Regions from separate parts of the Homo sapiens genome. Here region 2 is linked to region 1. A link is an interaction called in ENCODE POLR2A ChIA-PET data of the cell type or tissue named here. Cell type or tissue: HepG2. All regions are shown on one strand. Each heading gives the region's core, and the rest is flanking DNA. Links, peaks and the distances in the headings are about the cores only.

What was found. Peaks named below come from ENCODE experiments on the same cell type or tissue, not always from the same donor. Only the 100,000 strongest peaks of a DNase experiment are listed, where the experiment ranks them.
Region 2: POLR2A ChIA-PET joins it to region 1 with 7 read pairs; 4 of 35 experiments call an interaction of 5 or more read pairs at or near these places.

The regions. Positions count from the first base shown.
Region 1 is chr2:96,319,242-96,325,666 of GRCh38, reverse strand. ITPRIPL1 (ITPRIP like 1) reads right to left here and starts at 350. Exons shown (of 3, transcript NM_001008949.3): 1 at 102-350. RefSeq lists enhancers at 1-163, 4,733-4,842 and silencers at 186-435, 3,523-3,782, 5,996-6,065. In HepG2, for the core only: a CTCF peak has its summit at 3,561; no DNase peak of the experiment used is centred there; H3K4me3 peaks cover 2,831 bases; H3K27me3 peaks cover 2,670 bases.
Region 2 is chr2:96,858,837-96,865,561 of GRCh38, reverse strand. SEMA4C (semaphorin 4C) reads left to right here. Exons shown (of 15, transcript NM_017789.5): 6 at 25-121; 7 at 242-358; 8 at 447-598; 9 at 682-857; 10 at 1,180-1,324; 11 at 1,414-1,636; 12 at 1,768-1,880; 13 at 3,668-3,825; 14 at 3,913-3,983; 15 at 4,107-5,844. The coding sequence ends at 4,936. Among named protein-coding and RNA genes, the nearest start is that of ANKRD39, 4.2 kb to the right of the region's middle. In HepG2, for the core only: no CTCF peak of the experiment used is centred there; a DNase peak (open chromatin) is centred at 3,191.

The DNA of each region.
Region 1 (6,425 bases), core at 1-5,000:
TCCACGCCCAGAGATTTGTACTCTCACCCGCCTATCCGTAGGAGGCCAAGGGCCCATCCTACCTCGGGATGTCTCCCGGGACCCAGGGCCAGGTTACTCACCGTCAGTGTTAGTAGGAACACGATCTTAAAGAGACAGCGCGGCCTGACCGCCACTGCTTTTTTCCCGGCAGGGTGGGGGCGTCCGGTTCATCGCTGGGGCCGCCCGCGGGAGTGGCCCTGCTCCCCTTTCCTGGGTTATAGACCATGCTTGTCCGAGCGTCTGAACGTCTGGCTGAGCGCGGTGGGCCCCTACGACCCCCAGCACGCGGCTCCGAGGGCGCCCGCGCGCCGCAGCCGCTCCCGCCGTCCGGGCTCCTCCCCGCCCACCCAGTACAAGCTCCTCCCCGCCCAAACCCCCGTGGCCCAGCGTGCAGGGGCAGCGGCCTCCCCACACCGGGTCTCTGTCCGCACCGAGGCCCCCGTGGGTTTGCTGGGAGAGTGGAGGGGCCGTGGCCACACACTCTCCGCTGCTCGGCCTCCCTGGGGTGGCAAATGGGGCACCGCCGTGCCTGCTGTCAGCTGCACTCAGCTCAGTTCAGTGGAGAACAGACTTACTAGGATTCGGGTGTAAGGATGATGGTGGCAAAACTAGGAATTGACCGAGAAAAGCCATTCTCACTTCGGGCTGGCCCTGAGCAAAATGGCACACGAAATAAGATGTGGTTTCAGCACCCTAAATGTGCTTCCCTCCCAGCCCACGCCCAGACTCAGGCATCTTTCCCCAACCCCTTTCTCATATCAAAGTGACTCTCATGAAAGAACAGACAGCACCCAAAGACCTTACTTGGGGCCTTGCTTGCTACTCACTGGCCACGTGGGAGTAAGAATCCTACCTACAGGGCAGCTCTGCTGATACATGGGTGTATAAAGGAGAACTTTATACGGTGTGGAGGCTGGACAAGCTTTATCACACCTTAAGAAACACAACAGAATGGGTTTCCTGAAAGGGATCTTCAGATATCAGAAAGAGCCCTTAGTCTTCCTGTCTTGTGTCAGCTATCCAAGAAGAAAAGGAAGTGATGACCCCTTGATACTAACTCACTAAAATCCCTCTGCTGAAAGACAAGTTTCAGGGTTTTTATTTGTTTGTTTGTTTTTGAGAAAGAGTTTCGCTCTGTCACCCAGGCTGGAGTGTAGTGGCACCATCTTGGCTCACTGCAGCCTACCCGCCCCAGGTTCCAGTGATTCTCCTGCCTCAGCCTACTGAGTAGCTGGGACCACAGGTGTATGCCACCATGTCCAGCTAATTTTTGTATTTTTAGTAAAGACGGGGTTTCACCATGTTGGCCATGCTGGTCTCGAACTCCTGACCTCAGGTGATCTGCCCGCCTCGGCCTCCCAAAATGCTGGGATTATATGTGTAAGCCATCACACATGGCTGGGTTTCAGGTCTTCTTATCCAGTGGCAATGTGTAGGGAGCTCCCAAACAACTTGTACAATACTTCCAAGAATACTGACTTATTTAATTGTGGAGCAGGAAAAACTGTCTGCTAGCTGACAATGACTGAAGTTCCAAAGTTACTTTTTATAAATGTGAATTATGAAAAATAGATCACAGGTTATTGAGCATTCATGCATTTGGAGCAGTAATAATGAAAGTCTCTTATCTTTTCACTTATGACATGATGTCAGGATGCAAAATATATGCTTCAGAGTGTGCAAAAACGATAATGTTTAAGACCATGTGTTTTAAAGTTGTATTATTTTAATTAACAAATAATAATTGTACATATTCATAGGGTGCACAGTCATGTTTCATACATACAATGTATAATTTCAGATTAGGGTAATTAGCATATCCATCATCTCAAACATTTATCATTTCTTTGTGTTGGGAAGGTTCAATCCTCCCTCTAGCTATTTGAAACTATATATTATTACTATTATTATTTTGTGTGTGTGTGTGACGGAGTCTTGCTCTGTCACCCAGGCTGGAGTGCAGTGGCACCATCTCAGCTCACTGCAACCTCCACCTCCTGGGTCAAGCAGTTTTCCTGCCTCAGCCTCCCAAATAGCTGGGATTACAGGCACACACCACCAAGCCCGGCAATTTTTTTGTATTTTAGTAGAGTGGGGGTTTCACCATGTTCTCGAGCTCCTGAGCTCAAGCAATCTGCCCACCTTGGCCTCCCAAAGTGCTGGGATTACAGGCATGAGCCACCATGCCTGGTCTATTATTGTTAACTGTAGTCAACCTACAGTGGTGTGAAACCCTAGTACTTAGTCCTCCCATCTGGCTATAATCTTGAATCCTTTAACAAATCCCTCCCTATCACCACCTTCCCCTCCCCTTCCCAGCCTCTAGCATCCTCTGTTCTACCTTTTACTTCTATTACATCAACTTTTTCTAGGTTCCACATGTGACTGAGAACATGTGGTGTTTATCTTTCTGTGCCTGGCTTATTTCACTTAATATCCTCCAATTCCATCCAAGTTGCTGCAAATGACAGGATTTCATTTTTTTTTATGGCCAAATAGCATTCCATTGTGTACATATACCACGTTTTCCTTATTCATTCATCTATTGTTGGACACATAGGTCAATTCCATATTGGCTATTCTGAATAGTGCAGCTATAAACATGAGGGTGCAGATTTCTCTTTGATATAATGATTTCCTTTCCTTTGGATAGATTTTAAGTAATGGGATTGCTAGATCATGTGAGTAGTTCTACTTGTAGTTTTCTGAGGAACCTCCATGTTATTCTCCATAGCAGCTGTGCTAGTTTACCCAACAGCATATCAGAGTTCCCTTTTCTCCCCATTTTCACCAGCATCTGTAAAACCATATGCTTAAAAATGTGTGTTCATGGTTAAGGATTTGTTTTAAAAGTGGTTGCTGGACAGGCGCGATGGCTCACGCCTGTAATCCCAGCACTCTGGGAGGCCGAGGCAGGCAGATCACCTGAGGTCAGGAGTTCGAGACCAGCCTGGCCAGCATGGTGAAACCCCGTCTCTACTAAAAATACAAAAAAAAAAAAAAAAAAATTAGCTGGGTGTGGCGGTGCATGCCTGTGATCCCAGCTACCAGCCTGGCCAGCACGGTGAAACCCCGTCTCTACTAAAAATACAAAAAAAAAAAAAAAAAATTAGCTGGGCGTGGTGGTGCATGCCGGTGATCCCAGCTACTCAGGAGGCTGAGGCAGGAGAATCGCTTGAATCCGGGAGGTGGAGGTTGCAGTGAGCTGAGATCGCACCACTGCACTCCAGCCTGGGCAACAGAATAAAACTCCTTCTCAAAAAAAGAAAAAAAAAAAAAAAAGAACATGCTATGGCTTACTCCCATTATGTGTGTGTGTCTGTGCATCACATGCCTCGGAAAAGTTTCAAAGGGTGGATCCCTAAATGTTTACAGTGATCTTCTGAGGGTGGAGGGATTGATTGCAGGTGTCTAGCAATAAGGAGGTATTCTTTTCACAAAAATAAACATGCAGTGTCCAGCGTATGAATGGGCTGTGTGCCCAAAGCCCTCCCTCGTGTGCCTCGTGAGCACAAAACACGTTTTCTACAGAAACAGGTGCGCCTAGGACCGCTAGAGACGCTTTGCGCCGGGGCAGTGTCTTCACGGTTCGGAGAGCTGGGAGTGGAGGTGGGGGGAGGTTCCTCATCCTCGCCAGCTTTCTGGGCCCCAGGAGCCGCCTCCCTTCGCCCCCGACCCCGCCTCCGTCCCCCAAGCCGCGGACGCGCCTTTTCCGCCGCCTCCAAGAGCAGCCGCGGGGCCGCCCCCAGGACGCGTTGTTCGCTGCCGGAGTTTGGGGTGGCAAGGACCGGGCGCACGGCTGAGATGCGCTGCCCTCCAGAATGCGAGCCTGTGCACGCGCCTGCGGAGGGGCCACACTCCCTGCAGCGTCCGCGATGCGCTGTTCCCGCTGGCGCTCGGCGGGCGCTCCCCTGGGCACATCGAGGCTCTAGTGACCGCATTATGAATTAGTCCTTTCCTTTTCTCCTCATGTGATTGCAGCGAGCGCTCGTCTTGTTTGTAAATCGTGCTGGCAAGCCCCGTTTTAACCAACTACGAATTTCATTTCGGAATGAAAAAGGAGACGCACTTTCGGACAGGGCAGCGGTTGCCGCCGGTCCTTCCTCTGAGCTACCGGTCCCTAGAAGGAAGACCTGCCTTCGACCGATCTGGAAATGAGTCCCAGCTGCAAGCCCAGGGCGGCGGAAGCCCCACGGGCCGAGCCGAAGAAAGACGAGGCGGGGGACGGGGAGCGTAGTGCCGCGTGCCGGGACCCACAACCCCTTTCCCCTGGGCGCTCTTCCCCGAGCGGACAGGAAAAAGCTCTCCTTTGCCGCTGCCCATCCCCCAGGGCCCAAGCGATGCTTCCTAACCGCGTGGACGCAGCTTGATGGGGGAGAAAGAGCTCTGGGAGCAGGGCTTAGAGCCTCGTCTCGCCTCCTGCCAACTCGGTCCGGCAAGGTTCCGAACCTCCCTGAGCCTCAGCTTCCTAATCTGGCAAACATGACGACAAAAGTCCTTCTCTTTTAAGGTTGGTGCAAAAATTAAATGGCCCTTTACTGTATATTTAGAGCACCTGGCTCACGGATTAGTCACCTCGCTCCTGGGCTCAACAGTGTTCACTGGGTCCTTACAGCATCACACTGGGATCCTTAAGGGCAAAGACCAAAATTAGACCTAGCTTAATTCCTGGTGTGCAAGTGCTAAGTGTTATGAAATGAGTGAGTGACAGGATGATCCAGCTATGAGAAATAGGAGAGAGTTTGCGGTGGGATAGAGACTGTACCTTCTTTTTGTATAAGATGTTTGGCAGTTGGGGATAACTTACCGGAAGCAAGCTTAAGATGCACACGAAATCCTGACCAAGAGGATGTAGAAATTAGATATATGGCCAAGAATCAGAGAAGCAAATAAACAGATCTCAAATAAAATGTTTAGTTTTGAGGTTAGAGGTGGGATATCAGGGTAACCAGGCAAAATAACTGATACAATAAATAACTACATGACAAATCACTTCTCTCAACAACACATTTCAAAAAAAATCACTTTATTTTATAACTGCAAGATTTTCTTCAAACCAGTTTCTTGCTATTACAAGCTCAAAAACTTATCCTGCTCTGGTGGCAAACATTTTGTGACTCATGCTGTGTAACAAAGACCTGTGTAGACATTGAGTTGTATATTGCTGATGCTTCTGAACATAAAGGAAAAGTACAAAATTGCCGCCTTTTTCCCAATGATTTGTGGAGGAGAATTATTACTAGACTAGCTGATACCTGTGCATGAAATGCACCACTATTGCTTAATAAATCTGGACCGGGTGCGGTGGCTCATGCCTGTAATCCCAGCACTATGGGAGGCCGAGGCGGGCAGATTGCCTGAGCTCAGGAGTTCAAGACCAGCCTGGCCAACATGGTGAAACTCCATCTCTACTAAAAATACAAAAATTAGCTGGGTGTAGTGGTGGGTGCCTGTAATCCCAGCTACTGGGGAGGCTGAGGCAGAAGAATCACTTGAACCCAGGAGGCGGAGGTTGCAGTGAGCTGAGACTGTGCCACTGCACTCCAGTCTGGGCAAAAGAGCAAGACTTTGTCTCAGAAAAAAAAAAAAAAGAAAAAGAAAGAAAAAAAAAAGAATAGCACTGGGCACGGTGGCTCACACTGTAATCCCAACACTTAAGGAGGCAGAGGTAGGAAAATAGCTTGAACTCAGGAGTTTGAGACCTGCCTGGGCAACATAGCAAGACCCCGTTCTCCACAAAATGGAAAAAAAATCTGAATAGCATATCAATGTGTATTATTTGCTTATTGTATATTTCTTTATAGTTTTTCTCCTCTCAATGTAGCACTTGTACTGTTGGGAGGATAAAACATAGGTGCTCTTGATTAAATAGGGATTTGAAAGATATGAGTAGATTCTGTCTACCATCTGTCCCAATCACTTGTTCATTCCATTCAACAAATATTTATTTATTTATTTATTTGAAAAAGGGTCTGAGTCTGTCACCTATGCTGGAGTACAGTGGTGTGACCTCAGCTCACTGTAACTGCCACTTCCTGGGCTCAAGCCATCCTCCCACCTCAGCCTCCCAGGTAGCTGTGATTAAAGATGCTTACCACCATGCAGCTAATTTTTGTATTTTTGATAGTGACAGGGTTTTGCCATATTGCCCAGGCTGGTCTCAAACTCCTAGGCTCAAGCAATCCTCCTGCCTCAGTCTCTCAAAGTGCTAGGATTACAGGTGTGGGCCACCATGCTCCGTCCCAACAAATATTTATTTGAATGTTTTATAACTGTGAAAGATGTATTTGGACCCGATACAATGAGAGTCTGGAAAGAGTTCTTGGAAATTAAAAACTTGATAATAAATATGAAAAACTCCATACAGAAACTGAAAGTTAAAATTGAGGAAGTCTCCCAAAATT
Region 2 (6,725 bases), core at 277-5,276, 540 kb before region 1:
CATCACCTCTCTCTCTGTCCTTAGAACATGCTCACCTTCACTTTGGAGCATGGAGAGTTTGAAGATGGGAAGGGCAAGTGTCCCTATGACCCAGCTAAGGGCCATGCTGGCCTTCTTGTGGGTGAGTGGCTGCCCCCCATGCAGGCTGGGTGAGTCCTTGGGGCTTGGTTCCACTTGGGTCTGTGTTGGCCGGATGTGTCCATACCTCATGTGTGGCCTAGCTGACCTCTGTCTCCCATAGATGGTGAGCTGTACTCGGCCACACTCAACAACTTCCTGGGCACGGAACCCATTATCCTGCGTAACATGGGGCCCCACCACTCCATGAAGACAGAGTACCTGGCCTTTTGGCTCAACGGTGAGCCACCGGGGGGCCTGTGGGAGCCATGGGTGGGAGGTCCCCCGGGGCCCAGCCCCTCCCTGCTGACCTCCTCCCCTTCCCACAGAACCTCACTTTGTAGGCTCTGCCTATGTACCTGAGAGTGTGGGCAGCTTCACGGGGGACGACGACAAGGTCTACTTCTTCTTCAGGGAGCGGGCAGTGGAGTCCGACTGCTATGCCGAGCAGGTGGTGGCTCGTGTGGCCCGTGTCTGCAAGGTACCGAGTCTCACAGCGGTGGGCCCTGGGAGCCCTGCTGGCCCAGCGGGGCTGACCGGCAGTGTCCCCTTGCCGTCTGCCAGGGCGATATGGGGGGCGCACGGACCCTGCAGAGGAAGTGGACCACGTTCCTGAAGGCGCGGCTGGCATGCTCTGCCCCGAACTGGCAGCTCTACTTCAACCAGCTGCAGGCGATGCACACCCTGCAGGACACCTCCTGGCACAACACCACCTTCTTTGGGGTTTTTCAAGCACAGTGGTGAGTTGGCCAGGGCTCCCACAGAGTGGGGAGGAGCTGGGGTTCAGGTCAGGGACGGTGCATGGGTGGGAGCCTGGACCAGGCCTCAGAGGCAGTCCCGGAAGCCAGGTGTCCAGAAGCCAAGGAGAATGCTGGCACCTGCCCCTTTCAGAGCTGCCTGTGAAGGGGCAGGGCCCCATGCCAGGTGGCACTTGAGCTGCCAGGGCATTCTGGTACCCATGGCCAGTTTGTGCCAGGCCCTGCCTTCCTGCTGCTTGCCCTTAGCTGGGGTGGGAAGAGATAAGGTGGGTACCTGACCCTGGGCTCCCTCTCGCTGTGACAGGGGTGACATGTACCTGTCGGCCATCTGTGAGTACCAGTTGGAAGAGATCCAGCGGGTGTTTGAGGGCCCCTATAAGGAGTACCATGAGGAAGCCCAGAAGTGGGACCGCTACACTGACCCTGTACCCAGCCCTCGGCCTGGCTCGGTGAGTGCTAGGGCAGGGATGCATCTCCCCACCCAGCTGCGGTGCCATCCCACCCTGCTGATGGCCTGCCCCCCACACCCTGCCCCCAGTGCATTAACAACTGGCATCGGCGCCACGGCTACACCAGCTCCCTGGAGCTACCCGACAACATCCTCAACTTCGTCAAGAAGCACCCGCTGATGGAGGAGCAGGTGGGGCCTCGGTGGAGCCGCCCCCTGCTCGTGAAGAAGGGCACCAACTTCACCCACCTGGTGGCCGACCGGGTTACAGGACTTGATGGAGCCACCTATACAGTGCTGTTCATTGGCACAGGTGGGTGCATGGGTATGCAGGCATGGCTGCTCAAGGCTGGGCAGAAGCCCGTGTGCCCAGGGCAGGGAGATTTGGAGCTGCCCCACGGCCTTGTGCCCTCTCATTTACACCTTCTCCTCTGCACCCCCCAGGAGACGGCTGGCTGCTCAAGGCTGTGAGCCTGGGGCCCTGGGTTCACCTGATTGAGGAGCTGCAGCTGTTTGACCAGGAGCCCATGAGAAGCCTGGTGCTATCTCAGAGCAAGGTAGTAAGTTGGGCCCTATCTGCCACTGTCCCCAGCACTATCCCATCTCACTCTCTCCATCTGGCTGCTTCTCCCAGTTGGGCCTATGTGCTTGGCCAGTGCAGAGTTAGGAACACACACACATGTGGATGCACACCTTGCCTAACTTGGGGTGGGTTCCTGGAAACGAGAATGAAAACAGAATGGAATCTGCACTGCACAGGGCCATTATATATAGCCAGGTCACGGGGCTGCGCTCCCAGCATCAAGCCTTGGCAACTGCTCCCATGTTTCTTTCAGACCCTCCAAGCTGTGCTGTGGTTCTGGCTCTGGCCTCTTCCCTGACCATGCCCCTGTGACCAGACCTCCCAGGCTGTGAGATGTTTATGATGCCCTCACCATGGTGGTTTTCCTTCCAGCCCCCATTTCCGTGACTGTTTCCCTGAAGTGCTTGCATTATACCCTTGTGCAATACTCTTTTTGGTTTTTTTTTGAGATGGAGTCTCACTCTGTCACCCAGGCTAGAGTGCAGTGACGCGATCTCAGCTCACTGCAACCTCCACCTCCCAGGTTGAAGCTATTCTTATGCCTCAGCCTCCTGAGTAGCTGGGATTACAGGTGCCTGCCACTATGCCCAGCTAAAGGTTTTTTGTTTTTGTTTTTGTTTTCTTTGAGATGGAGTCTCACTCTGTCGCCCAGGCTGGAGTGCGGTGGCATGATCTCTGCTCACTGCAACCTCCACCTCCCGGGTTCAAGCAATTCTGCCTCGGCCTCCCAAGTAACTGGGACTACAGGCACGTGCCACCATGCCCAGCTAATTTTTTTTTTTTTTTTTTTTTTTGAGATGGAGTCTCGCTCTGTCACCCAGGCTGGAGTGCAGTGGCGCAATCTCGGCTCACTGCAAGCTCTGCCTCCCAGGTTCACACCATTCTCCTGCCTCAGCCTTCCATGTAGCTGGGACTACAGGCTCCCATCACCACGCCTGGCTAATTTTTTGTATTTTTAGTAGAGACGGGGTTTCACCGTGTTAGCCAGGATGGTCTCGATCTCCTGACCTTGCGATCCGCCCGACTCAGCCTCCCAAAGTGCTGGGATTACAGGCGTGAGCCACTGCGCCTGGCCAGCCGGCTAATTTTTGTATTTTTAGTAGAGACAAGGTTTTACCATGTTGGCCAGGCTGGTCTTGAACTCCTAACCTCAAGTGATTTGCCCACCTCAGCCTCCCAAAGTGCTGGGATTCCAGGCATGACCTGCTGTTCCTAGTTGCCTTGTGCAATACTCTTGTGGCATGTTTGCTACACCTCCTGAACTTTGATTTGTTTGCCTTTTACCAGCTATTATGACTCAAAATTGTCCCCTAGAACATGGAATAATGGCAGAAAGAAAGTGTGTGGTTGAATAAACACACAGATTGGCATCCACCGTTGAAACAGGAAAACATCTTATGTTATGCTGCTGCTGTTGTGAGGGCTGATGGGCCTTGAAATGTATTTCCTGCACTATGTGTGTGTGAGTGTGTGTGATTATACTTTTTGGCCTCACAGCCCCATCATCCCTTTCTAATAACGTCACGTCGATAAGGGGCTTAGGATTGCATCTGGCCTGTGTAAGCCCTCTGAGTTCTGCGGTTCTTAGAGTTCCCTTTTCAGCACTATAGCTCTGCCTTGTTCCCTTGTTCCTCCTTCTGGCGCCCCGTGCTGTGCCCCCTGCAGGAGTCCAAGCTGTCCCCATGCTGCGTTCTGGTCCGGCCGCCCCTCCCGTGGTGTGGCCCTGGCCGACCCCCCTCCTGCGCCCCGCTTTTCTCGCAGAAGCTGCTCTTTGCCGGCTCCCGCTCTCAGCTGGTGCAGCTGCCCGTGGCCGACTGCATGAAGTATCGCTCCTGTGCAGACTGTGTCCTCGCCCGGGACCCCTATTGCGCCTGGAGCGTCAACACCAGCCGCTGTGTGGCCGTGGGTGGCCACTCTGGGTGAGTTGGGCTCTACATAGGCCAGGACCTCCAGGGACTCAGGGTGGTTGGAGCCAGGCTGCTGATGTACCCTACATCCCCTACCAGATCTCTACTGATCCAGCATGTGATGACCTCGGACACTTCAGGCATCTGCAACCTCCGTGGCAGTAAGAAAGGTGAGCTTTTTCATTCCCGTCGCATCGGGCTGAGCCCTGGACCAGAGCTGGAGTTTCTGTTCTCCTCTTCCCCAGCCCTGCTTTCCTGCACTAACATGCACTCTGTTTTCTCTGCCACTACAGTCAGGCCCACTCCCAAAAACATCACGGTGGTGGCGGGCACAGACCTGGTGCTGCCCTGCCACCTCTCCTCCAACTTGGCCCATGCCCGCTGGACCTTTGGGGGCCGGGACCTGCCTGCGGAACAGCCCGGGTCCTTCCTCTACGATGCCCGGCTCCAGGCCCTGGTTGTGATGGCTGCCCAGCCCCGCCATGCCGGGGCCTACCACTGCTTTTCAGAGGAGCAGGGGGCGCGGCTGGCTGCTGAAGGCTACCTTGTGGCTGTCGTGGCAGGCCCGTCGGTGACCTTGGAGGCCCGGGCCCCCCTGGAAAACCTGGGGCTGGTGTGGCTGGCGGTGGTGGCCCTGGGGGCTGTGTGCCTGGTGCTGCTGCTGCTGGTGCTGTCATTGCGCCGGCGGCTGCGGGAAGAGCTGGAGAAAGGGGCCAAGGCTACTGAGAGGACCTTGGTGTACCCCCTGGAGCTGCCCAAGGAGCCCACCAGTCCCCCCTTCCGGCCCTGTCCTGAACCAGATGAGAAACTTTGGGATCCTGTCGGTTACTACTATTCAGATGGCTCCCTTAAGATAGTACCTGGGCATGCCCGGTGCCAGCCCGGTGGGGGGCCCCCTTCGCCACCTCCAGGCATCCCAGGCCAGCCTCTGCCTTCTCCAACTCGGCTTCACCTGGGGGGTGGGCGGAACTCAAATGCCAATGGTTACGTGCGCTTACAACTAGGAGGGGAGGACCGGGGAGGGCTCGGGCACCCCCTGCCTGAGCTCGCGGATGAACTGAGACGCAAACTGCAGCAACGCCAGCCACTGCCCGACTCCAACCCCGAGGAGTCATCAGTATGAGGGGAACCCCCACCGCGTCGGCGGGAAGCGTGGGAGGTGTAGCTCCTACTTTTGCACAGGCACCAGCTACCTCAGGGACATGGCACGGGCACCTGCTCTGTCTGGGACAGATACTGCCCAGCACCCACCCGGCCATGAGGACCTGCTCTGCTCAGCACGGGCACTGCCACTTGGTGTGGCTCACCAGGGCACCAGCCTCGCAGAAGGCATCTTCCTCCTCTCTGTGAATCACAGACACGCGGGACCCCAGCCGCCAAAACTTTTCAAGGCAGAAGTTTCAAGATGTGTGTTTGTCTGTATTTGCACATGTGTTTGTGTGTGTGTGTATGTGTGTGTGCACGCGCGTGCGCGCTTGTGGCATAGCCTTCCTGTTTCTGTCAAGTCTTCCCTTGGCCTGGGTCCTCCTGGTGAGTCATTGGAGCTATGAAGGGGAAGGGGTCGTATCACTTTGTCTCTCCTACCCCCACTGCCCCGAGTGTCGGGCAGCGATGTACATATGGAGGTGGGGTGGACAGGGTGCTGTGCCCCTTCAGAGGGAGTGCAGGGCTTGGGGTGGGCCTAGTCCTGCTCCTAGGGCTGTGAATGTTTTCAGGGTGGGGGGAGGGAGATGGAGCCTCCTGTGTGTTTGGGGGGAAGGGTGGGTGGGGCCTCCCACTTGGCCCCGGGGTTCAGTGGTATTTTATACTTGCCTTCTTCCTGTACAGGGCTGGGAAAGGCTGTGTGAGGGGAGAGAAGGGAGAGGGTGGGCCTGCTGTGGACAATGGCATACTCTCTTCCAGCCCTAGGAGGAGGGCTCCTAACAGTGTAACTTATTGTGTCCCCGCGTATTTATTTGTTGTAAATATTTGAGTATTTTTATATTGACAAATAAAATGGAGAAAATGAAACGATTGCTCTGATGGGGCTAAGATGTTTGGGCTAAAGCCTTTCTGGGTACCAAGAGGGAAGGCTCTCTGGGTGGAGGGAGGCTGGACTGGGCCTCCCCCACAATCCCAGGGCAGCCACCACTTTTGTGGTCCCTGCCTGCCTGTGGGAGGGGACAGCCCAGCTCTAGTGTTTTCCCACAGTGGTGGCTGCGGGGCTGGGAACGAGACCATGGCCATAGCCCCTTGGGAGCCAGCCTTGGCTTCTGGCCAGAAGGAGAAGTCAGGGCACTGGGAGTCCAGGGGAGAAGCGGAGTGGTGGGGGGGGTGCCTTCCCAGAACTCAAGACGGGTAGTGGGAATGAGGGGCCAAAGGAGTGGAAGGTTGTGGAGATGAGATCATTGCTTGTGTGAGGATGGGGTTCTCAACCTGCTTAGGGGAGGAGAAACGACTTCCAGCCTTCTACCCACCAGGAATGCTAGGGTCTTCCGTGCCCCAACTAGCGGGGGAAGGAACTTACATCCAGTGTGCACCAGACCACTGTCCTGGAGAGGGACTGGCACAGAACCCAACCTGCATTCTGTCGTTCATGCACTCTTTCTAAGCCGATCAGGCGGTCTCCCCTGTACACTTGATCGTGGCTTGAGCAGGCAGCTGCCTGGGTTTTAACTGGGAATTGAGAAGGCTGGGGTCCGCTGAGGAGCACGCTGCGAAGGTGCGCGGTCCGCAGACGGCCTCCCGGTGGGTTTTGATCATGAAGACCGATTCCGTAAACTCAGCGCCCACTGTGGGGCCAGGGGGTTCTGCACAAACCAAGGCCCTGCCCCTGCCCTGAGGTGGAGCTACAGGCAGGACAAGTTGTGGCCACCTGCCCCTTGCTGGACTTGTAAGGAAGAGCAGGGTACGGGGAGGGGCGTCTCGAGGCC